Regions from separate parts of the Homo sapiens genome. Here region 1 is linked to region 2. Evidence: read pairs that join two places in POLR2A ChIA-PET (ENCODE). Cell type or tissue: Panc1. All regions are shown on one strand. Links, peaks and the distances in the headings refer to the core of each region. The heading gives the core; the rest is flanking DNA. Region 1 holds the start of SUGCT-AS1 (SUGCT antisense RNA 1). Region 2 overlaps SUGCT (succinyl-CoA:glutarate-CoA transferase).

Region 1 (16,398 bases), core at 4,465-12,464, 100 kb before region 2:
AGTGGTATGCAGATGAAGAGAGACTGACTAGGATGCCTTGGTTGTTCAGGGCAGAAAGAAGACACAGAGACAAAAGATTGCTGACCTATAAATGGCTCTAAATGGAAGTCCAAAACTTACTTTTCCCTGACTCGTCATTGAGATTGTACTTTTTATTCATAGTTTAACCTTCTTTACTCAAGATGATAAAAGAGCAATAGGAAAATCTGGGGAAAGGAAAAGATGGGTAGGAATAAAAAAATGTATCTATGAATGAGGTGAGAGGACACAGAATTCATGCTGTGTAGTCCAGCACATTCAGAAATGACCTCGAATTTGGTTCTGAGATTTCTAGCAGCAAGCAAAAAGAAGGCAAATCAGTTACAAGTGTCACGCGTTTCATAAGATCAAAAATAAACAGTTGTTCTAGAGAAGCAAAACTCTTCACTGGCACTAAAGGGAGACATTTCTTCTCTCAGTTGTTTTGTAGTTAAGGAGATGGTGGCTCCTCTTCTTTGGACTCCAATGTTAGGGAGAATCTTCTGATTCCTAGAATATTGAATAAAAGGTGGAAATCTCTTAATGATATTGTACAAAGTAAAAAATTTTGCCAACATCATTTTATCCCTAGAAAAATGCGTTTGACATTTGGAATTATGTTAAGAATATGTTATTGTTTCCAATACTAACTAAATACCAGTAGTAACCAAGGTGCTATCAAACTATGGATATCAGTGATATTTAACATGTTTCTGCTATTTTCCAGGTCTTGAAGTGCATTCACATTTATAATCACATCAAATTTTTATAGTATATCTGGGGAGTAGATAACATTATCCCTATATACTGGTTTTCCTACTGGTTTGAGGTCAAGAGACTTGCTTGAACTCACACAGAAATAAGTGGTATAGTTGGGACTAAAACATAGAACCAAATGTTTAAAATGTTTTTGTCACTACAGAAACTACAGTTCAATTTTGCAAGGAAAATCTTCCACTTACTCATTTATCATAAGTATAGGCATGTCTTTTCAATACTTATTTTATATATTAGCAGCATCCTTTTATTTATTGCTGTAATCTTGATAATATGGAATAGGGTGGAGAATAATGGGAATAATAAAATAACTATCATTTACCAAGTACTTTATCATTTCATTTATTTATTACAATAGCTCTGTAAGGTAAGGACCATTGTCCACATTTTGCAGATGAGAAACAAAATAGTAACAGCTGGTATATTGCAGAGCCAAAATTCTAAACAGGTCTGCCCAAGTCCAAAACCCTTATTTCTAGTTACCATGCCATGTGGCTGGACAGCTTTTATGATACACATCAAGGAAGTTGCCATGATGGTAGAGTTAATTAGGTGTAAGACCATTGTCACTCTGTCCTTACCAGGAAAGTTACAGAAAATACAGCTTCCTGCACTGGCTGCTAGGTAAATGCCTACTTACTCTCTGGGGTATATTAATGTTGGCAAACAGGGCAGTTTTCTTACACCAGGCTGTATACCTGTATTGAAAAGCAGAGCTTTGGAAGTTGCCAAGGCAGAACTGCCAGGCTGACTTCCATTTGGTCCATAAAAGTGAATAATGAAGTGAGTGTCCCTGCACATGGGACCGAGGAGACTGATTGTGTATGTCGCAGTAGAACTTTAGAATTCTGTGCATTAACACCTTCTTCCTTCCCTCCTTTATGGTATTTGAGATATTAAATGGATGCTGCTATTTTCAGTTCAGCTGGCCAAGGGAAGTCATGGGTTTGGCAAGAAGAGAGCAGTAAGAGCAATATGTAACTGTTCTCATCCACTTATACTTCCATTCCTTCCGTTATTTTTGTGTTTATGTTTTATTTGTTGTTTCAGGTGCCATGGTAGGTGTTACAGTGAGTGCAAAAATGAAGGAAAAATACCCTATACCTTAAAGGAATTGATAATTTGGCAGTGGGTGAAGAGGAAAGATAAGCATTTTAATTTAAAAATGCCCTCCAGGCTCTATAAGCTAAATGGCCAAGAAAAATAGACCCATGAAGATTAAATGCATTAGTAAGGAGAGAGATACAAATGAAAGCAATAATAAGATGTCACTAAAGTGACAATAAATAAAGTGGCAAGAGTTAGAAAACCAGAGAGAGCCAAGTAATGGCAGAAATGTAGAGATGTGGGGGCCAACATGGACTGCTGTTGATATTGCATAATGGCGCAGACATTCTAGAGAACGGTTTGTCATTACTTAGGCAATAAGATTACCTATTCCTGTGACCCTGCAATTCTTCTCTTTGACATATAGATTAAGAAAATCCTCAAACAGGTCTATATTGGTCAGATATGAACATATTCATTTCTGGTGAGCAGTAGTTGATTGTCAAAAGTGTGGGCAGTAAGCATTATGCAATAATTAGAAATTCCTGTGGAAACTTGGAAGGATTGTAAAAACCAGCATGGTGCAATCAAGAAAGGAGCAAGAGCTCTATCACAGAATCCAGTAATATAAATGAGAATGAATGTATAATACAGTACATATTTTTCAAAAGTTACATGAAATATATTAGAGTAGTTTCCTGTGGGAAGAAGAGTCTAGAGATTGGATTGGGATTACAAAGGAATGTAAATATAACAGAGGGACTATTCATGAACCAATAATTATAATGTTCCATTAAATAAGGAGTATGCTAAATTCACACCTGTAAACTAGAAAAAACAAAATCCTGGAGATTCAGAGAAGTCACAACTTGAAGAGTTTAGGATATATTTCATGGAGCGGGTGGCATTTGAGGTGTATCTTGAAGAATGGGTAAAATTTTAAACAGATACTGGGGAGGACAGGGAGCTGTCACAGGTAGGAGATAGTGGAATATATGAAGAAAGCCTTCCACCAGGGAGGAGGGTCAGGACCAGCAAGTGCTTGGCAATACAGTGGCAAGGGGCAAGGATCATTTAAAAGAGAGGAGTTCACTTTGGTTGGAGCAGAGGGTATGTGTGAAGCAAAGTAAAGATAATGAACAGTTATTTAGCACTATGTGTCAGGCATTGGCCTGAATACTTTATGCATAGTATCTAATTCATCCTCACAAAGGCCATATGACATAGACAATGTAATCATAACCATCGTCATCATCATCATCATCATCATCCACCTCACAGATGAGTAAACCATGTCTCAAAGAGGTAAATAACTTTTCAGCCACAGGTCCTGCAAATCCTAGAGTCATGAGGAACAGCCGGGTATAGCTCTACTCCCTTTCTCCAGGGATACCTCACACTTTTGAAAAACAGGGCTGTTCTCTGTATCCCTGTCAATGTAGATGCAGAGGGTCTTGGCGATGATGTGGTTAAAGTAGTGAAAACTCAGCCTTACACTAGGTATGGATTTAATTATCCCATAGTACTGATTAGTTTGATAGCAAAAAAGGATATTTGAGAAGGAAGCTGCCCATATTATAAAGGCCTGCCTATATAATAAAGGCCTTTTTGCTCATGTGTGTCTCATTGAAATGATGGAGTGGCTGTGCCAACATCAAGCTAAATAAGGAGAAAACATTTATAAGCACCCTTTTAACTCTGTTAGAGCTATGTATTCTGAAATCCCTTCAAGTAACAAATGGGTAAGAACAAAAGGGGCAGAATGGGCCTTTCGACTGCAAAGACTGAGGCTCAAGCTTTAGGGAACCCTGTTTATGACACTGATTCGATATAGTTAAACTCCGAGCTTCTATGTAGTTAAACATGGGGGAAATGGCCATATCTATAAGGTAGGATTATGAGTCTCAAGCATTCTGAAAAGGAATGTCAGACATGTCTTTCTGGTCAATGTAGGAATAGAATTTGCTTCATCGGCTAGGTGAACATTTAGGCCAATTGCTATGGCTGTGTCTTAGAAAGTGACATTTGTGACACGAGAAATAGCTAAGTATAGAAGCCCACCAGTGAACAACAAAAGCCAAAATGTCCATGTGAACTAATGTTTCAATACGTCTGTTTTTAATTTATGCCTTCCTTTTTCTGGCATCTCTACCCATTTCTCAAATTCCTCCCTTGCTATTTACACTTCAAAACATCTGGGATTGGGCTTCCAGCACCTGCTGTAGGAAGCAGAGATCATCCTGCTGAAAATATGATTTTACATGTTAACATTTAAATTAATATTCTTTATTTAGTTCAAAAACAGTATGTTTTAAAATCTAGTTCTCTAAAATATATGCAGCTCAAAAAATGATAACAAGTACAAAATTTTCACAAATGAAATGTGCAAACCTGAAGATCTTGATAAAATAATTTAAAAAATGAAGGCTGCAACACACAGACTGAAAACAGGCTCTTCATAGTTTAGGATTGGAAGACTCTGCCGTACATCTGTTTAACATCTTGCAGTTTGAAGAACCCTGCCTTGCAAAACCTTCTGTACCAATGACACACAGGATAAAAGGTTATATTATGACTTTCAGATGGAAACCTGCAAAAGTTTATCTGGTGGACTGGACCATTAACTCATGCTACTTTTGATTCTAACTGTTAAAAGGATTTTTCATGTGCAAATTATAATGAACTTTTAGGTTTATGTCAGAAAACACCAGAAAGAATTCTTACTTGGAGAGAGTGAACATGCTGTGGAATGAATAGAATGTTTTAGTTGTGATGTTCAAATGGAACTAAAATTCCCCCAGTAGGGAGTTTGTAGAGTGTGTTTTAATAATAAGTATATGTGCCTATATATTTAGTTGGGAACAAAAGCACCACATTTGAAATATGAAAGTATTCCAAACTTCCATCACTGCCAACATTTATTGAGAGTTTAGCTGAGAAAACAGAAGCCTGTTTTCAGGTATGGCTTCACAAAAATGCCCATATATTGATGTGACAAAAATCATACTTGGTAAGGAGGCACTCTAGTTTGGAGTAATGTAATATTAAAAATTAGAGATCCCTTTTGAGATCAGTTGACTACCAGAATTGTGTTGTCTTTGCTTACAACTTACTTGGCTTGGGTGAAGGTGGGAGGTTTTTTTTTTTTTTTTTAGGGCAGTTTCTGTACACACCCGGTGTCCTGTGTTAAGCTGTCATGTGGATGTGCATTTTCTTAATTTGTAGAAAGGAGATACTTCCTTTTTCCTCCATAACCCAGGAGTCTTCACTGCCAGGCTCTGGCCCCTGTGTCTCCAGCATTCAGCCCACAGATCCCATATATGCTGTGGAAAGCTCACTGTGCCGCAAGTGGGTGTGTGAGCAAAGGAGAGGTAGCATTTTCTTTAGAGACATCCACACCCTCTGACCCAGACGAAGGAAGAATCTTCTTTGCAGCGGGCTTGCTGCAAGGGACTTTCCATGTGCATTTTATCATGCCGAAGCTGACGGTGGTGACAAGTTCCACATTAAATCTGTCTTTTCTGAAATTTCACATTCTCTTCTTTTTGTAGGGAAAGTGTTGTAATACTCTATCGCTTGTGTAAACAGTCTCATTTAATTAGAGGCTGTCAATTTTCCCTTGTGTACCATGAAAGCTGCCTTGCCCCCACTCTGGGGCTGTTGTAGACTTTGGTTATGCAGTGATTACCTAAGCTTTGGGGAGCAGTGGGGTGTACATACTGACATTGGTAGTAGCCAGCAGTTTTCACTAGGGAAATCAGTTTAGTATACTGTTATTAATTTGGTTTAGAAAATAGCTGCAGAGTGCTCAGACAAATAAGACATAGCAGAACACATGGTGTTCGTTATTCAATAACTATCCTTCTGGAAAGGAAGCATGGTCTATTTCCCATTTGAGAAGGAGCTTACAAAAACTAGTAAATATGGAAAGAGGGCATGTACTATAATTTTATAGAATAGCTCTCCTCATGCACTTATACAGCCCTCTCCTCTCCCCCACACACTCCAATCACATTCCCACAACATGTCCACATAGAATGTATTCCCAACTGGTATTAGCATAATCATTACCACATTATAAACAAGCTGGTGGAAAAATAGCCTGAAAGACTTAGATGGTTTGTTTTATAAATGAAGGTGGGGGTGGAAAGCCAGATATTTTTGGAACAAATTCCTCTGTCTTTAGAAATGATAGCTCAGCTCTCATAAACCTCAACTGATAGCATGGACTGAAGAGGTGGAGTTGAAGAAAGTCATGACATATTCGGTATTTCTCAGTGAAGGTCAATGAAAGGTCTCCTGTGGAGCCTCTCTGCTGGAAGAAGTCCTCATGATAGAAATGTTGAGCCTTCCTTTCTTCTTTCTTACTGGAGCACACATGGAATACTTTTTGTTTTACTGGTTTAATATAGTTCTGTTGGTCAAGGTCTCTGGCTGTTTCTCCTTTGTCTATTGCATTTTTCCTGGAGTTGACGAGATGAGAAATCCTGACTTAATGGCTAATTCCAAGTTTACTGCCAAGACCAATAAAATATGATGTAAAATATGGCCTTACCTGAAAGCTTCCGGACATTAACGCTGTTAGATCCAGTTTTCATTGTAAAAAGAAACCAAGACAAAGGAAGGAGAATAATTTTATGAAAGTAAGAGTTGGTTTGTGTGTCCAGGTTCTAAGAGATCAGATAACAGGCTGAAAAGAGATTTGGTGTACCATCCTTTTTTCTTCCTTTCTTTTTCTGTTTGATTTTTACAGTTATATAGAGAATAACAAAGTATGCTTGCCACAGAAGAATCATGGGTGTGTTCTTTTAAACATTTGACTTTGGAAATACCCAGAGAACTGTGTGATGGGGATGAAGATGGCATTAATGAATGTGATTCAAACAATGCACTCTCTGTGGGCTTATTGCATCTGTGGCCTACTGATTTGTTTGTAAGATTGCCTTAATTTGATCAGATAGGCTCAGTCATGTGTATCTATAAAATCAGAATCATACATCATATGGATCACATGAAGTTCAACATCCAGGAAGTTAATCTTCAAGCCCAGCACTCAAATGTCTTTCACCTTTGACATGGGATTTCTATTTGGAATAAATTTAACAACACTCTTTCCTCCTGCCCTAGCTCAGACTTAGACACAGGACATCATTACATGTAGCAGACCAATGGGAAAAGAATTCACACGTATCACACTGGCATGGCTCTTTGGAATACTGGAACCTCACTTTAACTCCTGTGCGCTGTCCTCAAATTACATCAAGTGCTGTGGTTATTTAATGTTTCATTATCAATAAATTATTTGATATGAAATAATTATACTCATAAATTGGCTTTTTTCCTTAAGAAAGGTAATTAGATTAAGACAGGCCTATTTCAAAGTAATGTGCCCATTTTTTCATTATATGTTTGCAAAGTTAATAAAGTAATTGATATTGTAAAGAGTTTGCCAAAAGTCAGGGCATTAAAATTAAAGCCTGAAGTCCAAAAGAGCTGGCTTAATGTATTATTTATTGAGCACTGATGGAATATTCAGTGTAAGACAACAAAATTAAGCCAATGTATTCACAGTTTGAATAAAAGCCTCTAAATATTTTTTCCTATTGACAACAGACTCTTAGACTCATAGAATAGAAAAGGACCCTGGAAGATTTATGATCTATCAAATTCACATTATAGATGAAGAATCAGAGGCTTAGGCGAGGGCAGTGACTTACCCCAGGGCATAGTAGCCCAGCTGAAGTTAGAACTCAGTCCTGTTGATTTCCTGAGACTGACAATCTGCCCTTTTTCACGGATTCCACCCCAGGCCATCCACTCATCCTTTTTGCTCACTTTCTGCAGTATCTTTCTGGCTCCATATTTAGCCTCTGGCCTTGCCCAGCTCCGCTCTGCATGCCATTATAAGATTAACCTTCTTCAAGCATAATTCTAATCATAATCTTTTATGTATTAGAGTTCTCCAGAGAAACAGAAGCAATAGGAGACTTAATGTAATAAGAGATATATCTCCTATTGCTTCTGTTTCTGTTTCTCTGGAGAACCCTGACAACTACAGAAGAGACTAGTCATATGCATGTGACTTATGAGTAATTGAATCATGTGATCAGTCCCAAGATCTGCAGTTGACAAGCAGGAAAGCCAGGAAAGCTGGTGATGTGGTTCCACTTTGAGGATCAGAGAAGACCAATGTCCCAACTCAAACAGCGAGGCAAGCAAAGTTCCCTCGTAGCCTTTTTGTCCCCATTCATGTCTTCGGTTGATTGGTTGAGAGCTACTGTACTTAGTTTGCTGATTCACAAGTTAATCTCTTCCAACAACAAACTCACAGGCACACTTGGAATAATGGTTGACCAAATGTCTGGGCACCCTGTGGCCCTGTCAAGTTTATGCATAAAATAACCATCATACCTTCCTTAAAAACTTATAATGGCTATGTCTTTTTTATTATTATTACTTTAAGTAGAGTGTTTTATTTATTTCAAAACTTTTTTATGGACTTAATCTTATTATATCTAATTTTGGATTCAGAGAGAAAAGGAGGGAATGCCAACATTGAGTTCCAGATTGTTCTGAGATACTAAGATTATCTTTCAGCTCTTATTTGAATTACAAAAAGTAAATGCATACTATAAAAATGCAGATAATAGAGATAAACAAAAGAAGGAAATAAATGTTTTCCTTAATTCAAGGATCAGAGGTTACTTCTCTTTATAGCTTTTTAAAATTTTGTGTATGTGTAGTTTTATAAAATATTAGAAATAATACTCTGATATATTATCATTTTTCATTCACATACATATACCTATGAAAGGATTATTTTTAATCATTTTGGTGTATTTGCTTTATGGATATTTTATAATTTATTTAACTAATCCAGTGTTGAATATCAAGATTGTTTGTAATTTATGCTGAGATACAGCTTCATACATAGAGCTTTGCACATGTCTGTTTACTCTTTTAAAACAAATTCTTACAAGTGGGATTTTTATTTTCCTTATCATGTCAACTCTTAACTATTTTGTCTCCTTTTAGCCTTATAATCTTAGATATATTTTCTACAACTTTTTAACACAAGTATTTCATTTAGTGACCTCAGTTTTATACTGTTTCGCATTCTTTACTTTTTGTGTGTTTTAATTTTAATCCTCCAAATAAGCTATAAACTTCTTTCTTCTTTTCTTTCTTTCTTTTTTTTTTTTTTTTTTTTGTGATTAGGTCTCATTTTATTGTCCAGGCTGGAGTGTAGTGGTACAATCATAGCTCACTGCAGCTTCGAACTCATGGGCTCAAATGCTCCTCCCCGCTAAACTGTCTGAATAGCTGGAACTACAGGCACACCCCATGGCACACTGCTAATTTTTTAAAATTTTTAACGGTTTTTGTAAGACAGGTCTTGCTTTGTTGCTTAAGTGCATCTTGACCTCCTGTCTTCAAGCAACCCTCCTGCCTCAGCCTTTTTAATTGCTGGGATTTCATGCATGAACTATGGCACCCAACTTTTTCTTTTTTTAGTAGACTATTTTTTAGAAAAGTTTTAGGTTCACAGAAAAATTGAGCAGCAGATACAGAATTTCTCATATATACCACGTGCCCACATATCCATAGTGTCCCGTCATCAGCATTCCCCCACCCCCAGAGTTGTACATTTGCAATAATCAGTGAACCTACATTGACCCATCCTTATCATCCCAAACTCCATTGTTTACATTAGAACTCACTCTTTGTGTTGTACATGCTATGGATTTAAAACAGTGTATAATGACATGTATCATATCCATCAGTGTATTATCATACAAAATAGTTTCATTCCCCTAAAAACCCGCTGGCTCTTCCTATTCATCCTTTCCTATCTTCGGACACCCAATCCATGTCTTCTTATCTATTTATTGAAGGGAAGTATCATATTTTATATTTTTGTATTGAGTTTTTAAGTAAACATGCAATAATTGACTTGAGTGTATTGCCTAATAACCACCTTGTTACCCGGAGGCCCTCACTGAGCTCTTTCCTTGGGGCCTCTATATTCAAGTGGGCATACTCTTTGCCCAACAGTTTCTCCTTGGATCTCCTTCTGATGGCCCTCTTGGAACACTTGTGAATGTATGGATTACAACCTTCTTGTTCTCCTATTTCCCACCCTATTCTTTGGTTAAATTCTTAGTGAGGGTTTTGGCCTTTGCATTGAAAAGCTGATTTCTGGTATAAGAGGCTTCATTATGTTTCTGCTCAATATAAAATTCTGTCTCTTTCAAGGGAGACTTTTATGTGTTATTAGGTCTGATAATACACTTTCTGTAGACTTAGCTAATGAATTATGAATAGAAAATATTAAAAATAAAACTCTTTTGTAATGACTAGGAATAAACAATAAATCCTGGAATAATGACTGAATTTAGTTGAATGTCAAATTAGAGGTAGCCTTAAAGAAATGCAAGCATTTGGCTGAAATTGTCTAGGAGGAAACCAAAGATGGAAAAGACAGTGTACCTCTGCCTTAGGAATTTATTATCTAGTGTGAACATTGGACACACACAACTCTCTAGTATGTCAGTTTTCAGTGGTGATGCAGTCAGACATTAGCATAATGTGGTCGGAACATAAGGGCAAGAACAGTTATTATGATTGATTGGCCCAAGGAAAGATTCATTGAGAAAAAGACATTTGAGGAGGGCCTTGAATGATAAATATGATTTAGGTGTGTGAGTTGTGGAAAGCAGGTTATAAGTGTGGAAATAGCATGAGGAGGCAGTATAGACATTTGAATATACATAAATGTTTCTGAGTTGTTGAAGAGTCTTGTGTAGCAGAAGAAAAAGATGAGGGGAGTGGACAGTGGAAGATAAAACTGGCAGGGTAGCTCGGGGTCAGATTCTGAGGAATATACAGTGCTGTCCTAGAACAATTGAGAATTCATTTCATAGGCAGTGGAATGCAACTAGGAGAGGATTGTAAGGAGGAGATAGCATGTTTGGGTTTATTTCAGGATGATTACTTTGATCTTGTCACAAAAGATAGATTGCAAGGGCTAGACACTGGAAGCTGAGAGAAGGGTTGGGAGACTTTACAATCAGTGGTTTAGGATATCAACAATCATCAGTTGCTGTCTATGCTGGTGGCTCTACCACCTGATGAAGAGACTCTAAACAGTCATAAATTGTTATCTATGCTGGTGGCTCTACTACCCGATTAAGAAATTTAATCAAATTTAAATCCTCTTTGGTCTTGTCTGTGACTCTGGTCCTCTTCCTTTTATGGGATATGAATGCCTTCTCCTCTGCTATTGGTTGTATCTCTTCGTATAGGGAAGGACTATTTGTATTGTGTTCAGTGTTGCTAGTGTTACTAAGTATTCCTGCTAGCTAACAATCCAGAATTGTTCTTCCCTGGAATACCTAGTCTTTCATGAAGTTGCGTTTGCTTTCTGACACCAATTCTGCTCTATTGTACCTTTTCTCTTCTTGTATGAGAAAGCAGGAGTAGAGGCAGATTCCATCAAGAACTGTTTATGCCTGCTTGGGTAGAGGAGAGCAACCACACATTGAAGCATTTGTTATACATACAATATCCTTTCAGGGCTCTTATTCTGAGACTTATAACCAAAAGCATTTATTTCAGAACCATGTAATCATATGCTATGGCAAAAGCATTAACTAAAGGTACTAAATAATTATTTGAACAGTTAAATCAAATATGAATATACTTCCCTTTGTCCACCAGTTTCAATTCACTTAGCAGGTTCTTCCTAGCCAGAATAGCCATTGTTCTGTTCTTTTTCCATTTTACTCTCATTGTGTCTTTTGAGGTGTCGCAAGGGGCTCTAGATGTTTTTCAGAGTTCACATACATTTCATCTTTGTTCTTCAGGATCCATTTACTATAGTACTACAGCTCTCCTCTTCTGGCTACAAAATCTTACTGCAGCACTTTCCCTTATTCTTGCCTTCTGTTTTACCCATTTTACCTGTTTTCTTCTCTTTTCTCTTGTCTTGTCAGGTGCCTGTGGCAGCCTTCTCCCTGCCTTCCCTCAGGCAGCAGTGTGCCATGTCTCTGCAATGCCTTGTTGCTCGGAGGCCCTCACTGAGCTCTTTTCTCAGGCCCTCTGTATTCAAGTGGGCATGCTCTTTGCCCAGCAGGTTCTCCTAGGACATCCTCCTCTTGGAACACTTGTGATTTTATGGATTACAAACTTCTTGTTCTCTTAGTTCCCACTCCACCCTTTGGTGATCCTTAGTGACGGTTTTGGCCTTTGCATTGAAAAGTTGATTTCTGGAATAAGAGGTTTAAGTACGTTTCTGCTGAATATAACGTTCTATTTATTTTCCTTAGGGATATTATGTGTCTTTTGAGGGAGAGAATTGACTTCCAGGCTGAATGCTACCAGGAATACTATCCTCTGTAAACATACTCAACCTATACTCACATATAACTTTAAAACATCTTTAAGCTGTCTTTCAAAGTTTGTAAACAGAGAAATGGCTTAGTTAAATCACAGGGAAGTATACAATCTAAAACAGACAGAAAGAGAAATAAATATATATGTTGTGCTCGGTCATAATAAACATTGACAGTTCAGGCTGAAGTGTATCCATCATTCACTCCACATACACCCATGGGCACCATAAGTGATCACTCCTATGGATGGAAGGCAGTAGAAGGCATACATCCTGTCCACAAGAAGAGACCGTTCAGTTGGAGAGACAAACATAAACATGATGACTGATTACAATGTGGTAGGATAAGTGTCACAATACAGCCATGTAAAAATAATCTTGAAGACACAGATAAGAGGGTGAATTATTCTGACCAGTACAGGAAGCTGGTCTGAGGCAAGGGTGCTGAGTCAGCCAGCCTGAGGAAGACAGTCAGAGTGAAATCAAGGAGCTTTCACAGGTCAGCATTGTACTTGACTTGCAAGCTGTGAGAGGCTCCCTTCAGCTCAATAACAGAGCCTATCAGACTCATCAAACTTGAGCTACACCATCTTGGAATGCTTTATCAAACTTTAAGGATCCCGATTTTCTAGAAAACAAAAGCATCTATGAGGTGCTAGAGAATTGTCTTGAGAGTTCATAGGTCACCATTCCCCACGTCACAGCACACTTTCCCTTAACAGTGTGACAGGAAGGCGGCAACATCTGTTTCCATGTGAGTACACTGTGATACATTGAAAGGGACAGGCGGTGGTTTAGTGCAGCCTGCGACTTGTGAGGAATTTCATATGGAGAGAATTCTACTCTGTGGTTCTGAAATTAGGAAAAAGAGGAAGTTGCTTTTATTACTGTGGCATGAGAGGCCCCTCTGCCCTCCATACCTCTGTTTCTAATTTGTAACCATTTCCTGACTGCTGTTCCTGTTGCATGCTTTTTTCATAAGTTACTCCATGGCTTACATCAGTTAATGGCTGGGGCTGCACTCTCTGAGCCTGGAGCGGAGTCCCTGCACCTGGGCTCACCCTACTAATAGATCACCCAGGGCCTGGTGATGGCCTGCGAGGACAGCTGGAATGGCTCAACTCCCCCACTCATCTGTCATGATTACCATGCGTTGGGGGTTTGCCTGGCTTGTTCCACTCATTTCCTTTGTCAGCATGACAAAGATCAAAGTGCAAGTAGGATACATAAATGATAACCTAGAACTTTGCCCAAACACATAGGCTGCAATCTGGGTGACATCTTCCATCACACTTTCCCCATAGGCATGGAAGGAAAAGGGCAAATTATGTTTTAAGTGTAGCCTTTCTTGCCCAGCCCCTTCCAGCCCCCCATCCCCACCCCCACCACCCAGCTTTGTTTCCTGAACCCATCATCGTTGTATTAATCAATTGGTTCAGGGATTTGAGATTTCCTGACATAATCACAGGATTGGAGAAATCCTGATTTCTGTTTATATGAAGCTGTGGCTGTGATTGCAGACCTTGTACCTGGCTGAGCTTGCATCTTTCGTTCCCTATTCAGAGTTTGAGATGCTTCTGGCCATTCTCCTAAAGAATGGGAGTGAATGATCTTTGCATGTCTGTTGAGCAGAAGATATTTACTTGCAGAATTAAAATAATACTGATAAAAAGTGTTCAAAATGGTAACAATAGTTTGTGGAAATATTTGGGCAGGTAATAATTACTTTTGGACTTGTGTTCCCCATTCAAAAACAAAATACCTTGCAGTGTTTCTGAGTTTACTTTTGTCATGCTGTATACGTTCTCTCTTCAAAATGAAAACTGATGCATTAAAGAAAGAATGAGTTGAATTTGAGGTATGGGTGCAAATTAGGGAACTCCTAGGAATTAACTAAGGGTTATTCTTTCAGAAAATAACATTCAGATAGTGCAAAGGGTCTTTAGTTAGGAAAATGTATATGATCTCTGGATTGATGTTGTCTTTAAGAGTTGTATCATACAGAATAGACATGGAAAATTGACCGCGAATGATGTAACCCTTGATCAATGCCATTGCACTTGCATGTTTTCTCTATCGAGATAATTTTTTTATTTTTTATAATAATATATGAGAATTTCTCCATGGATTTACAGAAATCACAGCTAATCCATGTGATTTCTTTCTAAATATAGATATTTATGTATTTATCTATATCGATATATGTCCACCCTCTACACGTAGACTGATAATCATTAACTGATAGTAAAAAGCTAAAAATGTAGACACTTTCCACACCATCTACCTCGTTTACTAAGCTGCCACATTATGTGTGTGTGTGTGTGAGTGTGTGTGTGCATGTGCACAAGCTGGGCTATGTTTCAAATGTTCTGTTTTCTTTCTCAGAAACTATTGATGTGTTTTGGAAATATTGAGGATGCCTCCAATGCGAGTATCCCCTATATCAGATAGTGGGGCAGCCCTGCCCTGGGAACTTAGACAACTCAGATCAGATCTTCCCAGTGGGCTAACCTGGCACCTAACTTCTTCGTGTTTCATGTTCCTCACCTGTAAAATGGTGATAACAATGACTATCTCAAACAAGGACTGTTAGGAGGATTAAATTAAAAAGGCTAATGTGTGAAGAAAAGTTGCTTAGTGCATTGAACTCTGACTCTGGGGTCTGCAGATCTGGATTTGAATCCTGGCTTTTCTACTTAAAAGCTGTGTAACTTAGGCAATGCATTTAATTCTTTGTGCTCAGCAATAAATGTTGTAAGGCATGTAAGTGGCATAGTGCCCGACACATTATGAGCACTCAATAAATACTTGATATTAATGTTAAATTGTAAATCTGCGCAGATGATAACTTTTTTTGATGAGCTGATAATAAGATAATGCCTAACTCTGATGGTGGATGGTTTCCCTAAATGTAACAACAGATCTGGAGAGTTTAGTGGCATGTAGATTGTCATTTTGTTCATTCATAACCTGCCAACTTGTTAGGGAATGAATCTTTTTGTAGGTTTAAGCTAAAAGTGTGATTGCATGCATTTGTCTTAAAGACAACTGGAATCATTTAGCTTGTTCATGTTTTAGAACACTTCCATGGTAAATGTGAGAGTTAAACAGCATAGTGTAGTTGTAGCTTCTCTGTACTATGTTTTATTGTGTGGGTAATTTTAATGACCAATGTCTTGAGGGTAAGAATGACTTTGGTGTTTCAGCTAAAAAGCTGACTTTTACAGAAGAGGTGTGTTGTATTTATTGATATCTACAGTCTGCATAAAAATGTTCCCTTGACTTCCCTTAGACTTGTGTTTGTCATATTCTTAATTTATGTCATATATGTCAGTTTCTCATATATTTTCCTCCTATCAACAGTTGTACTTTTGAGCCTAACAGATTTTTCCTCTTCCAGCATCTCTCCTTTCTAATCCATTTTGCAAAACTTGACAATCATTTACCTAAAGCATGACTTCTGTTTATTTCACTCCTCTGCCTAATGGTTCCTCATCCTGACCTTAATGCCTGTCCCCATCATCATACATTCATGTCACCATTCTGCATATCCTGGCCCATGAAACTGCTATTCCTTCTGCATATCCTGGCCCATGAAACTGCTATTCCTTCATAAACTATACTTTAATATATTAATGGTCACTGCTCAACAGTTTTTTCTGTAGTAAATATCTGGTGTTCTATATAGTATTTGACATATGATCTCAAAGTAGTACGGCCTGCCCTCATCCTCTTTTGACCAGTCATTTTATGAGGCAGTGTGGGTATTTATGAGCCCCCAGAGCTGGACCAGTTCCCAAAGGAAATGGAAGATCAAGAACTCTGAGAACTTCCAGGAAATGGATGGGAGGATGGTCAGCTCTCGATGGTCCAGGATGCACTCTCTGATCAATGAAACCCTTCCTCTTTGTCTTTTTTTTTTTTTCTCACTGATTAGGCCTCATGGAATTCTGAGCCTCAAGCTTGTTCTTCACAAAAGGCTGCTCTTTGGATGACTGTCCCTTCATCTAGTCTAAACTCCCTTTTCAGTCCTGGGTGTTATTCATTCCAGACCAGGAGTGTGTATGAGTGTGATGCTGGGCTGGTGGGTCCCAGGTGGCCTGATGTCTAGCGCTTGGTTGAGCTTTCACAGGCCCATGATCCTGGGTGTGATAGAACAGTAT
Region 2 (16,398 bases), core at 3,946-11,945:
TTTCATCTCACACTTTAAAGTGAGGTTTGTTGATGTAACCCAATTTCCAGTCTGCAGAGGTCACTCTGTAATGTAGTGCGATGATGATAAACCCATCAATCCTGTTTGATGTTTGAATTTCCCTTCCCGTGGTCTTTACCTCCACTTTGTTTTGTAAAGTAAGTTTGGTAATAGTGATATTCTGGCTTGCCAACGTCTGATGATCTGAATTCCCCTGACACTCACTGGCTTTTTAAAGCATGCACATGCTTTTGCAGAGATTATGCCGTGGATATAATTATGAAGGGGATAATAGAAATAAATGTTTTTATATACTTTCGATGATGTTCTTGGGAAGAATAAGTGATCAAATGCAGAGATACTAAACCTTGGTTCCTGGCCCTCCTGTGACCTCTGAAAGTAGTGAAAGTTCTTCTGTATTCTGTAAAGTGTTTGGCAGTTGGTATGAAATGAGTTGGTGGTCTCAGCAGTCTCTGTATGATTGTGGGTGTGTGGGCATGAACTGAGGGTAAGGAGAAGGAAGGGAATGGACAAGAACCAGTATTAGCTGGAGGAAGGGCATGATATAACTCCTGTGACATGCTCAGTCCACAGAACCTTAAGTAGAAGGCTGCACTATATTTACTGGTCCCTGTCCTAAGTTAAGAGGCAGAATCAGGGATGAACAAGGGACTAAAGCCTGTTATTTGGAATACTGGAAGGTAAGAGTCAGTTGAGAACCAGGCCAGTGAAATACAGGTTGAAACATATTAAAGTGCCAGTATTTGGCCATTTATGATTTACAAAAACATGTGATTCAGTGTTTCCATTTCATTGGATTTCATGTGATTCAACCTGATTCTGCATGCAGTAGCCGAATTGGTTTTTTTCTGTTTGTTTAGAAACACCCACCTCACCGCCTCCTTGCTCATGGAAAGCCAGGGTTATAGTGAGGGCAATATGGTCGAATTAGCAGCTGCCCATTGTGACAAATGGTTGTTTTTGTTGACTGGTCCCTTCTGGCAAGGGGCGGCAAAAAAACAAAAACAAAACCAGAAAAAGACACCTTATTCAAATTATTGTGTTGGAGGTGACTGGAAGCTCCATTAGCTCATCACTTTTCCTCCAGTTAAACCATCTGGATTATAATTACTTGCCACTTTGCAAAGATCTGTATTACTGGCAGTGGCACAACTCTTTTTAGTGATATTTTTCAGTGTGAACTTCCTGGCTAGGTACAGCCTCCTCTAAGACCTATGGGCATCAGAATATGAGGTATATTGCAAGATAAGAAGAAATTAGACTGGTATTAATAATATAAGTCCCTTTCAAGTGACTTGAAGCTCTCTGTGTTGATTTTAGGACCTTGTCAAGATGAGCCAAACCGTGATGGATCCTAGTAGAGTACCTCCACCATTGATTCAGCTGTGCAATTTGGGCAGTCACATAACTTCTCTGCTTAACATTTTTCCAGTGCAGTAGAACCATTTCAGAGGTCTGGAAACTATAGTGTGAAGTGCCGGGTTCCTCTGAGTTGCTTTTGGATGGTGCTAGGGAGGAGAGGGGAGTCCTCTTAGTTGAGCCTGGACTTCCCACACCTCTTACGTTTTTGTCCCATTCAACAAGAACACCTCTGTCTTTTGTTTTGTATCTGAAGAAAGAGTTCAATGCTAAAAGGAAAACATTTGAAAACAAGTGGATCAAAAAAATCTCTAGGCCTTCTCCTAGCTCATTTGAATTTTTCTTCTCTAAATATCAGAATGTACAATCTGACGATATATGCCAGTACAATGGAAGGAGGCTAATTTTCTTCCTTTCCAGGCATCCCTACTGAGGCCCGTAAAATGGAAACATCTGTCCTTCTGGAAATACTAGGAAGGGAGGAAGCTTTCACCCTTCCTGCCAGCCCCCTCCCAAAGGAAAGGGGGGACTTATCTGATTGCCTAACTGGGGAGAGTAGCTGACTTTCTATGGCTCAGCCCCCTGGGGCTTGCTTTCTGTCAGCCCAGTTTGCCTGCGGGCAGGACATGTTCTTCTTTCCCTTTGTGCTAATCTTACTGGGCAAGCTGTGCGTCTGCCTCTGGAAAACCTGTCGTTTGGGATGGGTGCGGGAAGGTAGGAAGTCTGATCGTGACCTCAGATACTAGCCACATTCTCTGGTCCAGGTTTACTAGTAATAAAGATGATAGATTGATCCCTAACTGACTCCTGCATCAGCTTCTCTGTAAGTTCTGAAACTATAGGAGGGGGGAAAGATGGCGGAGGTTTCCTGGGAGAAACTCTGACAAATAAATCCTTATTCCTTGGCAGTTCATTATTGATTTCCCCCATATAGCGAACACCCTGTCTCCTGATCTTGATCTGTCTTAAAGTGCCTTCCATGTCCAGATTAAGATCCTGTCCCCTTGAATGTTCTCTCTCCTTACTGCCTCTCTGGTTCTGGGCTGTGCCCACAGCTACCCCTCAATCACTGCTTTCTGGATTATGGAGCCACTCACTACTGATCATGCTTTTGCTTTTCCTCACATTGCCTCTGCATTTCAGCTTTGATTCACAACCCTGTGGGCCACCATGGGTGGATCTATGTTTCACAAGAAAGGTGTCAATTTTTTAAACTTCCTACAGCTGTGTTTGTTGATCCCAAGAAACCATGCAGGGTGTTCAGCCCAGGTTAATGAGCAGTCGGCTCACCCACAGGCACTCTCTGCTCAGGGATGCTAAGCCCTTTCATCTCTGGATTTCATCACTCTTAGAACTGTCAGGCAGTTGCCAGCTATTAGGGAGCCATGCTATTAGGGAGTTTGGCAGCTCCTCGAATTCCGTGTGCAGGAGGAAGCTCCTGTCATTCCTCGTCTCCTCATTTCCTTTGTGGGCAGACCCTGTGTGATGCTTGCCGTCACCGAAACTTGCCCTCCTCAGACTGGCTTATGGGGTTTACCCGAGTTGCTTTGCGAGCCCAGCCTCCTGTCCGCACCTGGGTCCACGGGCAAGGCAGATCTTGCACCTTCCCTCAACCGCACTGTGGCTGTGTTTCTGTGTCAGGTGTTCTCCAGTGCTTACAGCATGATACATTTCAACATGCTTCCCCTGCTGGTCCCTTCTTCCTGCCCGCTGCAGGCCTTTTAATCTCATGAGTCAACATCGCTCTGTAGAGCAGGTGCTGCTGTTCTGTACCCCCATCTGCTATCTCCTGCTCCTTTTCCTTTGTTAGTCAGCACCTACCTCGCGGGGAGAGACACTGAACTGCTGGTGGCTGTTACATGGGCTGCATCTTAACTCCACACCTTCCGTCCTTTTGGCTGCTCTGCCTAAAATGTCCTCATCGCTCTTAGGGAGTTGGACAAGGAGATCAGAGCCTCATTGTTCTAGAGAGCAAGTGAGAGGACAGTCCTAGAAGAACACCAGAGCCTGGTGCTGTGGGCCGTGGCTCTTTTCTGTCTCCCAGGCTGGAATGTGGTGTGGGAGGGCCCACCATGTACAAAGGGCCGGGGACTAAGTGGACATGAAATAAACATATCAGGGCTTGCCTCTCTTGTGTACTCCTCAGTTCACACCACATGAGCAATATCTATTCAATTGCTTGCAAAGAAGGCCATCTGTTCCAACATTTTTCCTACCCTACTTCCCTGAAGCACTGTGGATTCATCCTCCTCAGAAAGACACTACCTTTCTGCTAATACTCATTTAAATACACGCTCATGGTAGACCACAGACACCTGGTCCAGTATAGACTGGATTCAGATTGGAGGAGGCAGACCTTTGGTATAGAAGCCTGGCAAGGAATCTCTAGGTCATATCAGTCTCGATATCAAACACCTGGGATCCAGTGGGATCCGAGGGTAGATCTGGGTCTACTGCACAGTGAAGAGGAACAGGTGGGAGGTCAGCTTCTCTGCCAATCAAGCTGGGGTTCAGGCTCAGGCTCTATTCGCAGTGGTAACTGTCTCACAAGGCAGTTCCAATTACAACTTCCACGTTTTCATCCTGAGCTTAGACCCCATGTCTCAGTTCCAGACATGGATATCTAACTGCCTCTTTTCATCTCCATTGGGATACTGGATGTGCAGGTATTTCAGTTACCACATTTTCAAGACTGAACTCTAGTCCCCCTTTTCATCTTCACCACTACCAGATACCCCCAACAAGATTTTCTCAAGTCTATCCTTATCTCAATGAATGACCCCACCAGCCAGCCATTTGCTCAAGCAAGAATCCTAGCAATGGCCCACATATAATATAACTTCTTCTTCCCCACATATAATATAACTCTATTATGGCTTTCCCAACATAAAGCTCAAATGCTTCCAATTCTCTGTGACCATACTAGTTCAAGGCCCCGTTATGCTTCACTTGGGACTCCTCATAGCCTCCTTATTAGTCTTTCCACTTCTACCCTTTTCTATCTATTATCTATTTTCTATCTGTTTTTCAGAAAGCAGCCACTTTTGTAAAAATGTAATTTAAATAGCTGGGTTTTTTTTCTTTGTTTAAAACCCATCAATGCCTTCTCAGTGAAATTAAAACAAAATCAAAATGCACTTCTTCCTGTGTCCTACAAGACCAAGTGCTGCAGGGTCTGGTCTCTGTTTAGCTAACTCATATCTGTCCTCCCTTCTCTGCACCACTCACTGGCTTCATTTCTATCATTTTTACTGGGCTAGTGCTTTCCTGTTCAGGACCTTCACGCAGCAGAATTTATTTCTTCTCCCGGGCCAGTCTTTCCCAGTCTTTGCACGGCAGGTTACTTTCATCCTTGAAGTTTTTAATTTATTGTCACCTCCACAAACAGGCCTTCCCCAACTACCCAATCTAACCAGGTCACCTCTTCCTCTTGTTCTCTGTCTTTGTACCATATCATTTTTCTTTTTGGTGTTTATCTCAGTGGATCATTCTGTATTTGTTTAGTGCTTTAATTCACTAAACTCGAGGAGGCAGGTGCAATTTTGTTCAGCATCTAGTAAGTACAGGGCCTCCCACTCAATGAATATCTGTTGCATGAATGAATCAGGGTGAGCAGGATGCTGCTGCTGATTCAGAAATCAGGCATACCTGCCAGCAGAATTAGTGTAGTGGGCAAATCCAGACCGCTGTGCTCTGTACACACTGGCTAGAGTTCAGTGAAGCTGGGCTGGGTACACCTGAGTGTCACAGGCCTTCAGCACATGCAGCTTGACAGGGCAAAGCAGGAACAGATAATATCAGGGCCCTCAGCACCTGTGGCCATTTTTTACTGGGGGCTGGAAAAGTAACTGAAAGTCTCTAACATTAAATCACTATTATATCAAGGCACTTGAAGGATATCAAAGAATATTGGGAAATATATCAAACTTACCTGTGTATTTGGTAGGGGAGAGACAAACACAAATATCTAAGGGGTCACTTTCAGACTACTATGCCTTGTTTGTCATTGAAGTCATCATACTGCATTTCAGGAGAATGTACTCAATCAGAATATATTAGGTTGGTGCAAAAGTACTACTGATACTATCAGATACTCCATAGGAAATTGCTGGTCAAATTATCGGTGAAAAGCAGTTGACTTATTATTCTTATTGAATATATGAGCAAAAACCTTTCTAAAATGATGTTCTGAGACAAGCCCTATCATATATCCAGCTTTAATGTTAGGACAGTGAGACACGTAGAAGTTAGGCCCCTCAGCCAGGCGCAGTGGCTCACGCATGTACTCCCAGCAGTTTGGGAGGCCAAGGTGGGTGGATCACCTGAGGTCAGGAGTTGGAGACCAGCCTGGCTAACATGGTGAAACCCTGTCTCTATTTAAACTACAAAAATTAGCCAGGCATGGGGGTGGGCACCTGTAATCCCAGCTACTCGGTAGGCTGAGGCAGGAGAATCGCTTGAGCCCAGGAAGTGGAGATTGCAGTGAGCAGAGATTGAGCCACTGCACTCCAGAAAAAAAAAAAAAAGTTAGACCACTTGCCCAAGTTCACATAGCCACCAAGTAGGAGATCCTGACTGTAAACCCAGTCATTGGTGTATAATCTTCATTATTACCTTATGAGTAAACCCACAGCTATCCTACATCCCGCACATTCCTTGAACATTGATTCAATCCCTTCAAAAAGCGCAGATGCATATTCACAACTATCAGAAGATGGGTATAAAAAATATACTTTACTGTTACTGCTGTAATGCAAAGACTACAAAAGTCTAGAAAAGCGTTTTAACTGTAATAAAATATTTAAAGTATAGAACATTATGAAGATGAAACTAATAATCATCTCGTCCTACCAACAAAGTCAATGATGATTAATATTTCAGTGTACTTTCCCTAAGATTTTTCTGTATATATATACATACATAATTAGCAGTCATTATATCTTTTTGCATATTTAAGCATCTATTTATATTTTAATAATTTTAGTTTTATCACATCACTGATATTTTTATGTATTAGTCTTCCACAAAGTTTTAGTAGATTTTAAATATTTGATTATATAGATGCATGCTATTTGGCCTGTTTCCTTATTGTCATATATTTAAATTGCTTCCAGTTGTTTTCAGGTATATACCTTTTGAACACAGTACGTAGTTGTGAGTTGAATTGTGTGTTCCCCAAAAGATACGTTGAAGTCCTAACCCCTGGCACCTGTGTCTGGTACCTGTGAATGTGAGCTCACTTGGAAATAGAGTGTTTGCAGATGTAATTGAGTTTACACAAGGTCATAGTTGATTAGGGTTGGCCCTAAATCCAATGACTGGTGTCCTTACAAGGAGAGCGTTTTTGTCCTTACAAGGAAACATAGCCACAGACACTGTGTGGAAGATGGCCCTGTGAAGGTGAAGGCAGGAATCGAAGTGTTATTGCTACTTTATTTCATTTCAGCTACAAGTATGCCAAGGATGGCCTGCAACTACCAGGGGCTAGAAAGAGACCAGGTGGGATTTTTCTTCAGAGCCTTCAGAGGGAGCACGGGCCTCCCAGCACCTTGATTTTGGACTTCTAGAACTGTGGGAGGATACATTTTTGTGTTTTAAGCCGCCTAGTTTGAGGCAATTTGTTACAGCAGCTCTAGGAAACTAATATAATGAGAATATTTTGTTCTTTGAACAAATTTATGAAACTTTTTTCTTAAAAACTTAAGAGAGCTATTCTTATTTGTTATCATTACTAATATAATTGGTCTAAAACTTCTTTCACTAATTTATTGTTTTTTAAATGGTTACTTAGGTTTCCATTTTTGAGCTTTTTCTTTGCTTATATTTTCTCTGGTGTTTTGAAATCTGTACGTTTTACTACCTTTCCATTTTTCAAAATATTTTTTTTCCTATGTTTTTTAATTGTCAGAATTAAGATTCAAACAGCAGTATTTGAGATGCCTGTGCTTGAGATCAGAAGTCAAGCAAATTTAATTTTTGTCTTCTTTGCCACTTTTTACCTCTTACAATGTAATAATAGTATGTCACATTTACTGAGTAGGTACCATGCCCCCGTGATAGTCTTTACATGTCACACCTCTGCTTTACAGATGGGGGGGGAAGGATTGAGAGATTATGTAACTTGCCCTAAGTTACTAGATAACCTTTGCATAGCCACTGCTTCTGTGATCTCTAGCACTATGCTATCAGGCCTTCTAAATAAACTCTGGGGTGGTAGACTTAATTATTTAGGATATTTTCTATATTAATTCTATCTTCTATTTTCAGATTTCTTTTGGACATTTTATTTTGTTATTAAAGATAGATTGATTGTTGGTTTAATTGGTTGAATAGCTGATTTCTAAATCTGTGTAGTACATAGAGACATAATGGTATTAATATGTATATGAGGCTCTTGCTCAAACTAAAGGCGTCTTCCTTCCCAAGACCAAGAGTAATTTTCAGTTATTCAAAAATTGTCCATATGGTAGAAATTTCAGAATGCCAAGAGACGGAGAGATCAAAGAGTCACTTACTATTTTCTTACTCTTAAATTTATTCATTATTAACCTGTAATATATTGGTTATTTATTGCTGCATAACAAATTATCCCAAAATGTAATGACTTAAAGCAAACATTTATTATCTCCTAGTTTTTGTGTCAGGAACCTGAGCATGGCTTAGTTGGATGGCTCTGCCTAAGGCCTTTCAGAAGACTGCAGTTGACATGCTGGCCTAGGCTGCATTCCCATCTGAAGGTTCAAATGGGGGGAATTTGAAATCAGGGTTCATTTCCTCATAAGATGTTGGACTAAGGGCCTCAGTTCTGCACAGGCTCTTGGATGGAGGCCTCTCTCAGTTCCTTGCCACGTGGGTATCTCAGTTTTGCAGGTGACAACATGACAGCAGGAGTCCTCAGGGCAAGGAAGAGAAAGAGGGCTGAGACAGAAGCCAATCATCTTGTAAGTGACATTATGCTACCTCTACCACATTCTATTCATTAGAAGGGGATAACTAAATTCAATCTGTGCTCAAAGGGGGGGATTACACAGTAGTGTGTACCAGGACATGCAGACTATTGGAGGCCATCTTAGAGGCCTGAAACATGTTGGTTTCAGCTCTCTGCTCTTGTAACTTCTAAGCAGGGTTGAATAATCTGAGATCATTTAGAGGAATCCAACACTAAAGGTTTGGTCCGCTCCCTGTGTATATGTTTTGTAGGGTGTGTTTTACCTCCTCTTATAATCTGTTAGGCAGAAATAATTGGCAGTGATCCCATGGACATGTTTTAGCCAACTTTCAGCAATAAATCAGATACTCCTCCATTTTCATTTGGTATTTAGTGTTGCAAAGGATATTGCTAAGAATAATCAAAATTTGTTGCCTCATATTGCAGAATTTGATGACTTTTTCACTCAACTTTGTACTTTTTTATTTTAAGTTCTAGGGTACATCTGCAGGATGTGCAGGTTTGTTGCACAGGTAAATGTGTGCCATGGTGATTTGCTGCATCTATCAACCCATCACCTAGGTATTAAGCCAGCATGCATTAGCTATTTTTCCTAATGTTGTCCCTCCTCCCACCCTAACCCTCAATAGGCAGCAGTGTGTGTTGTTCCCCTCCCTGTGTCCATGTGTTCTCATTGCTCAGCTTCCACCTATAAACAAGAACATAATGTTGTTTGGTTTTCTCATCCTGCATTAGTTTGCTGAGGATAATGGCTTCCAGCTCCATTCATGTCCCTGCAAAAGGACATGATCTCGTTCCTTTTTATGGCTGCATAGTATTCCATGGTGTATATGTACCACATTTTCTTTATCTGCTCTATCATTGGTGGGCATTTGGGTTGATTTCATGTCTTTGCTATTGTGAATAGTGCTGCAATGAAAATATGTGTGCATGTATTCCCATTCCTACCAACAGTGTAAAAGCATTCCTATCTCTCTGCACTTCACCAGCATCTGTTGTTTCTTGGCTTCTTAATAATCACCATTCCAACTGGTGTGAAATTGTATTTCATTGTGGTTTTAATTTGCACTTCTCTAATGATCAGTGATGTTAATCTTTTTTTCATGTTTCTTGGCCACATGAATGTCTTCTTTTGAGAAGTGTCTGTTCATGTCCTTTGCCCACTTTTTAATGGTTTTTTTTTTCTTGTGAATTTGTTTAAATTCCTTGTAGATTCTGGATATTAGACCTTTGTCAGAAGAATAGATTGCAAAAACTTTGTACTTTTTAAAGGTTATCATCATGTGCCTAGGCATGCATTTTTTTCACTGGTTTTCCTGTGAACCACTAAGCTGTGAACCATTGAAACTGCTTACACATGACTTTCTTCATCTCATAGAATTTTTTTAATCTTTTATCTTTGATTGTTGCTACTTTCTTTAATTTCATTCTTTTCTTCAGAAACATCATTCAGCCTCAACTTGGTTTTATGGGTTTTATCATCTGTAGCTCTCATTTCCTTCTTCCTGCTTAGTTCTTTTCTTTGTATTCTAAGGAAACTTCTGTGCTTACCACCGCATTTTTGTTTGAGTTTATGCGTCATTGATTCTGCCCTTCCTTCAATGCATATTTTAATTCTAATAATGGGGTTTTAGTGCCATTGCAATTATTTTTTCATTTTGTCATCACTCATTTTATTTCATCTTTGTATCTTTTTACCTCCACCTGTTCTTTCCTTAAGATTATTTGATCCCATCCTAGATCCTTGACTTTTTGTCCTCATTGAAGAAGCCAGATGTTTTCATGAAATTTCTACTCAGTCCTGAAATAAATGAATGTTATGAAGTCTTTTATTCTTCCCTATTTTCTGGATGCTATTTCTTATTCCTTTTTGGGCAAATCATTTTCTCCATGTTGGTTTTCCTTTTACTTATCTTCAAACAAGTGTTCAGTTTCAGTATTTTTCAGTAAATAAGGAAGCTAAACTGTCCTTTATACCCTGAGGTTGAATTACTTTCTTAGTTTTGCATGTGGAGGGCAGATTCATTTATTCACCCATTTTCTAACAGGCATAAATTATAGTGCACCTCTATTCTATCAACAGAACAACTTACTCCTGCCCTGCCTTCTTATTTCTCTGGTTTGATGAACTGATTGAATACATGAAAAAATACATTTGTGATATCAAGGTTATGTCTATCTCCATCTTCAAAGCTGTACTATTCTACCTCTAGGATCTCCCTCCACCTTCATGTTTACTACTCAGTGGCTTTCTGGTTTTTGGTCTGTGTCTGAAAATAGAATGGTATAGAGACAGATGCATCTCAGCCTAGCTCCAATTATCTAATAGCTATTGCACATTTTCCTAAATTCAGACATAGTCTGTTGATATTAGTTTTAGGTTTATTTTAGTATTTTTTCTGTCTTCATGGATATTTGAACAAGAAGTTGGGGGAATTGCACTGGTTGCTTCCACCAAACATTATTTTGAAAGAAAAATCTGTATTGCTATAATAATACTTTCCCTCTCCGATCTGTTTGCTACAGTGCTGCCTAAAGATCTTTGTAAAGGGCATAGATCATGTCCCCTCCATCTTAAAGCACCTTAATGACCTTCTTATCCAAACTCCCTTCTTGTGGAATATTTGATCTTCAGAACCTCATGTCTGTTTTATTCTGGAGATCTGCCTCTTTCCTCACACTCTGTTCTAACTCTCCAGGCTTTGACCACTGGCTTTTCCCTTACCTATTATATCCTTTCCTCCCAGTTTGTCTTGAAAATGCCTGTTCACTTTTTAGGACTCAGCTTCAGCTTCATCTCTACCATGAAGAGGAGACTTAATGATTTCATCTTTGTATCTCTGTTGGGCACCATGCATAAGTTAGTCTCAGCACCTCTCTGTCCTTATTACTTTTACTTGACCATGGCTGGGCAAAGGAAGTTTCTAGTTTACCTCTGATTCCCCAGATCCTGGTCTAGCACCTGGCATATATTAAATGCATTTTAAAATGGTGGACTATTCAAAGAACACTTGAATGTGTAACTACATTTCTTTTTTCTTCTGGTAAAATAAAAAAGGGTTGAATATGGGATTAGTTCTTTTCTTTAGTTCTTCTTATCTCTTAAGGACTTAATACCCAATTCTTGAGCTTATTATTTTTTTTCCAAAATAAAAACTTCTTGTCCTTTGAAAATTTATAGCATGTTATGAATTTATTGTCCATTACTTCTACTCTGTGACAGTTGTATACATCAACCCTCCTATCAGGAAAAATGGCTTAGTAAGCTAGCTGACTCTTGAATGGACATTCCGACGTGTATTTAAAAAGCTGACTTCAGTGACCCCATCTCCTTTTCCCTCCCTTTCAGTTTCTTCTCTCCTCTCTTCTGGAATTGTTCTGATTGCCTGGGAGCTGCCTGGTCAGCTGCAGGAGGTCCTAATCCTCACCCAGATAGGCTGTGAATCTCTGAGGGAACCACTTGGACCTTTGGGTGTCTTATTTTTAATCCCTGAAAAACATTTTGACTTGGTTCATTGTGTTGTTTCACATGAAATCCATCTATTAAGTAGCAGAAAAATAGTATTGTTTTTCTCTTCTTGAAAGCTAAATTTAGTTTCTGTGGAAATGATTTTGTTGCCGCTAACAGTATTGCGGACTCCTGTGTGACACAGTAGCAAGTACATATCAGCTGTTAAGAAACAAAGATCTTGCTTTCCTACTGGAGACATATGGTTAAAACCACAACAACAACAATTAAAAAAAAAAAGGATACCAAAAGGATATTTTGCATACATAGAAAGAAGTCAAGAGAATTAGTTTTAAGTAATATATCACTTACTTTCCCATAAGGTATCAATATCTCACAAACACTGAATAGCATTGATCCAATTTTTAAAATTTTGATGTTAAATTAAGATGCTAGTTACTTTAGCAACAGGGAGATGGATAGAGTACATTAGAGAGTGAGAACTAGTCTTTTGCTGTTGTCACTTATGAGAATGAAAAGGATAAGAAGAGCTCAGGGGAAAAAAAAAGTTCATTTCTAATTGCAGTGCAACCCACAAGCTTGCACATCCTATAACGAGAAAGCTCCTTGTTAGCTGCCAAAATCTGCCATCCAATCTGTCTAGTAGTTGATTTCGTTATTACATTTTGATGTGCCCTTGACAAGCTTTAGCACACAAAAACTCAACACCTCCTCCTAAGCTCCTCCGGTACCAGAAAGATCATGAAGGGATGACAAAGGCCTGTGCTTGGCTTTTTATTATTCACATAGCTAGAATGTTTATAAACAGAACAGAGTGTAACGAGAGCAAATGCTCAACCACATCAAGTGGTTCCCGTGTCTTGCATGTCATTTAAATATCGATTTAATCTCGTCCTGCACTATATGCTTCACACACACAAAGACCCAAACCAAGTGCCTGAAAACTGTCCCTAGGGGCTTTCAAAATGTGGACAAACAACTCTCTTTTCTTTGGATAATTGTGATGCCTTGTTCCACCACTTTGGGTCTATAGCATCTGGTGTTTCTGAAATCATCTTTAGATGTCACTGTGATCTCTTTGGTCAGCACTGGTCCACTATCTGTCCCCTAACTCAACCTTACAGATTTACGTCTGCACACAGATTCAAGTGGGGGAAAATAGACAATACAATTAGAGGGAATTGAATTAAATTATTAATTTCATGAAATATATTATAAACCTTAGAACAACTTAGGCGAAAGGCAATTAAAACAACCAATGCCTTGATGCCTTAACAAATATAATTATAGGCTAGGTGACTATAATTATAGGCAATATCACTTTTGGAGGCTGAGGCGGGGCATCATTTGAGCTCTGAAGTTCAAGACCAGCCTGGACAGCATAGCGAGACCCTGTTTCTACAAAAAATCAAAAAATTAGCTGAGTGCGGTGGCGTGTGCCTTTAGTCCCAGCTCCTCAGGAGGCTGAGGTGGGAGAATCACTTGAACCCAGGAGGTCAGGCCTGCAGTGAGCCATAATTGTGCCAATGTACTCTAGCTTGGATTATAGAGGGAGATCCTGTCTCAAAAAAAAATTAAAAATTAAAAAAATTTATATAATTATATCCTCTCTCCCTCTCGCTCTTTTCCATTCACTAGTGTTAATGTGCTATAAATGTACTGGCTGGGTTTCACTGAAAAGGTTATAACCTGCTCCTTGGGAGTAAAATACTGCTTTCAGCATTATTCTTAGCTACACTAAACTTCATAGGAAAGCAGAATTCTCTCCCCTACTCTGACAAAGTTTTACTTTGCAAACTTGTCCACTGGTAACCTTGAGTGTTATGGAGGCGTCAGTTACAAAGCTGATGACCCACTCTGAGCCAGGATATTCTTTAATGCCAGGGACAGTGATTGTCCTGCTTACAGAGGGTCAAGATGATCACAATATGTGAGTAATTACTATTTTTGGCAAGGTCAGGGGAGGGGTAGGGGACAGTGGTGAAATCAAAAATGTTCAGTTTACCACAATCATAAAAATATATGCCAGGAGATACATTTCAAGAACTGTATTAAACCACAACAATAAACTTTTTTTTGGCCATATCCAATGGAGAATACTTTTAAATCCATGTATATGCTTAATTTCTTGTATTCTGTGCCATACTACTGATGTTTTAGGTTGTAGGCTATATTGAGCTTCCTGTCTCATTATATTTGCCAAAAACATATTGCCTTTGGAAAAATAAGTTGTTAAATAATAGAAGGAAGGAGCCGAGAGGGGCAAGAGAATTAACAATTATTGACTACCTTCTATAGCCAGATAGTCATAATTGTTTGTTGTTTTACATATGCTATACAATTTAATATAATAATCATAATATAGATCTCTTTAAGATAAGAATGATCCATATTTCCCAGATAAGGAAAAGATAAAGCAAGATTAAGTAACATTCCCAGAGTCACACAGCTAGTATTTTAAAATCTTGGTCAGTCTTAAGTCAAAATCATGCTTATTATCATAGCATCTTTTTTTTTTTTAATAGACAAGATGTCTGAACACCGAGATTTGACCCTAACACACTAATTCTCCCAGGAAAAATGTGTACCTCAAAGGGATATTCCAAAGTTTGCCTTACTTAAGCAACAACAGATTGAAACTATTTGTGGATATAGTACTAATAATTCTGGTAGAAATATGATGAGAAGCAAATAGATCCACTAGCTAGAGGTAGCCGGTTTGCATTTGAGATTAGGTTATTCTTTCTTGTTTTAAAAAGTGTAATTAAACCAACTGTCCTAAGAAAACTCTTCCTTCTGTCCCACATGTAACCAATTCCAGATGTGAAACTGATTCCCTACAATAATTGGTTAGTGTTTTACTTTCTTAAAACCTACTCCTTGACCTTTCTTAAAACCTACTCCTCTCTCAAACTCATTTAGATGCTAGTTTCCAGACTGAAATCAAATTTGGACCCTAAAATGAGGAATGTCTGCAAACAGAATTCCAATTTAATTTGCACTGTTCTCGAAACATTAGAAGTTGAAGGGAAGGAAAGAATGATGATCTCCCGAGGGCCAGAGATCCAACCCCACTCTTTGGTGTGTTCCTGTGGTTTAGCCCCTCTTCCAGGCAAGACCCTCAACTGGGGCTTTCTTGGCTTGGAGTCATTTTGCTGCAGTTAACATTTAGTTCACACATCATTAGATGAAGCCCTGGTTACAGAGATACACTGCTCTTGTCATAGCAGAAGTATGCTGCATGCACCTGCAGTTTGAAGTTTTTGTTGAGGGAATAGACTGAAATGAATGAAAAGATTGAAACCGTTTACTTTTTTGTGACTCCACCTGCTGTGGTGTATTTTTGTTGGACAGAATAACTGGAGGTGTGTTTATAGCTTCAGGGAAAGGATACATTAGGGGTTACATGATTTTAAGGTGATTTTTTTTTCTTTAAAGCTATAAATCAAATTTCCATGAAAACAGTTATATGTATATAACTGCTATAGAATTTGTGGAGATATATATGTATCTATTATGCTTCTTTTCCCCTTGGTGAGTAAGAAAGGAATAATTTCCTTTGTTGTTGTCATCCCAGAAGTAATTTTTCCATGGTAGTGGTATGTCAGTACCATATCTGTGCTGTATTTGAGATTGACAATAATGTCAATCGATGCTAGCCTATCATATCTACAAACTTATAATTATTAGATTCTGTTTTAAGTGTCTTTCAGAACGCATATACTGTATCAAGTGCTCAGTCAGGCCCTGTAACATTTAATTAGTAATCTCGTGAGGTAGATTTTTTTTTGAGACGGAGTCCTACTCTGTTGCCCGGGCTGGAGTGCAGTGGCGCAATCTCTGTCGCCCGGGCTGGGGTGCAATGGCGCAGTCTCGGCTCACTGCAACCTCTGCCTCCCGGGTTCAAGCGATTCTCCTGCCTCAGCCTCCCAAGTAGCTGGGATTACAGGCACCCGCCACTAGGCCCAGCTAATTTTTTGTATTTTTAGTGGAGACGGGGTTTCGCCATGTTGGCCACGCTGATCTTGATCTCCTGACCTCGTGATTCACCCACCTTGGCCTCCCAAAGTGCTGGAATTACAGGCCTGAGCCACTGCGCCCGGCCATGAAGTAGATTTTATAATCCCCATTTTCTAGATGAAGGACCTAACGTGAAAGAAGATAAATGTCTGGCTGAAGCTTTTGCAGCTCTTCAGTGATGGAGCTGGGATGATAACCTCAGTCAGACACCAAATCTAGTGATCCATGACACAACAGTACCAAGGAAAACTCTTAGAGGGAATTGAATTAAATTATTAATTTCATGAAATATAAACCTTAGAACAACTTAGGTGAAAGGGAATTAAAACAACCAAAGCCTCTAATGACAGTGAAACACATTATTCCTTTATTGTATCAAGTCTTCGATTAAGCCATTTTTGTCCATGAATTCTAGGCCTTCTGTCTGTTGGCATTTATGTTGTTAATCTCTGAATATTTACAAGTCAGCATGAATATATGATGTATAACCTCGTTATTGAGGAGTCTCAACTCTGAGATAGAGGCATGAAATGGTCTTGGTTTTTTCCAGTTATTGTTTCAACTCTGTTATGTTGAACCC

Evidence for each region. ChIA-PET counts read pairs that join two places held together with the same protein. Peaks named below come from ENCODE experiments on the same cell type or tissue, not always from the same donor. Only the 100,000 strongest peaks of a DNase experiment are listed, where the experiment ranks them.
Region 1: POLR2A ChIA-PET joins it to region 2 with 10 read pairs; 2 of 35 experiments call an interaction of 5 or more read pairs at or near these places.

The regions. Positions count from the first base shown.
Region 1 is chr7:40,539,155-40,555,552 of GRCh38, forward strand. All of the region lies in intron 12 of SUGCT (succinyl-CoA:glutarate-CoA transferase), which reads left to right. It overlaps SUGCT-AS1 (SUGCT antisense RNA 1), which reads right to left and starts at 7,865. Exons shown (of 2, transcript NR_183314.1): 1 at 7,560-7,865; 2 at 1-528. RefSeq lists an enhancer at 12,456-12,750. In Panc1, for the core only: no CTCF peak of the experiment used is centred there; a DNase peak (open chromatin) is centred at 7,956.
Region 2 is chr7:40,641,931-40,658,328 of GRCh38, forward strand. The region is part of intron 12 of SUGCT (succinyl-CoA:glutarate-CoA transferase); the gene reads left to right. Among named protein-coding and RNA genes, the nearest start is that of SUGCT-AS1, 100 kb to the left of the region's middle. In Panc1, for the core only: no CTCF peak of the experiment used is centred there; no DNase peak of the experiment used is centred there.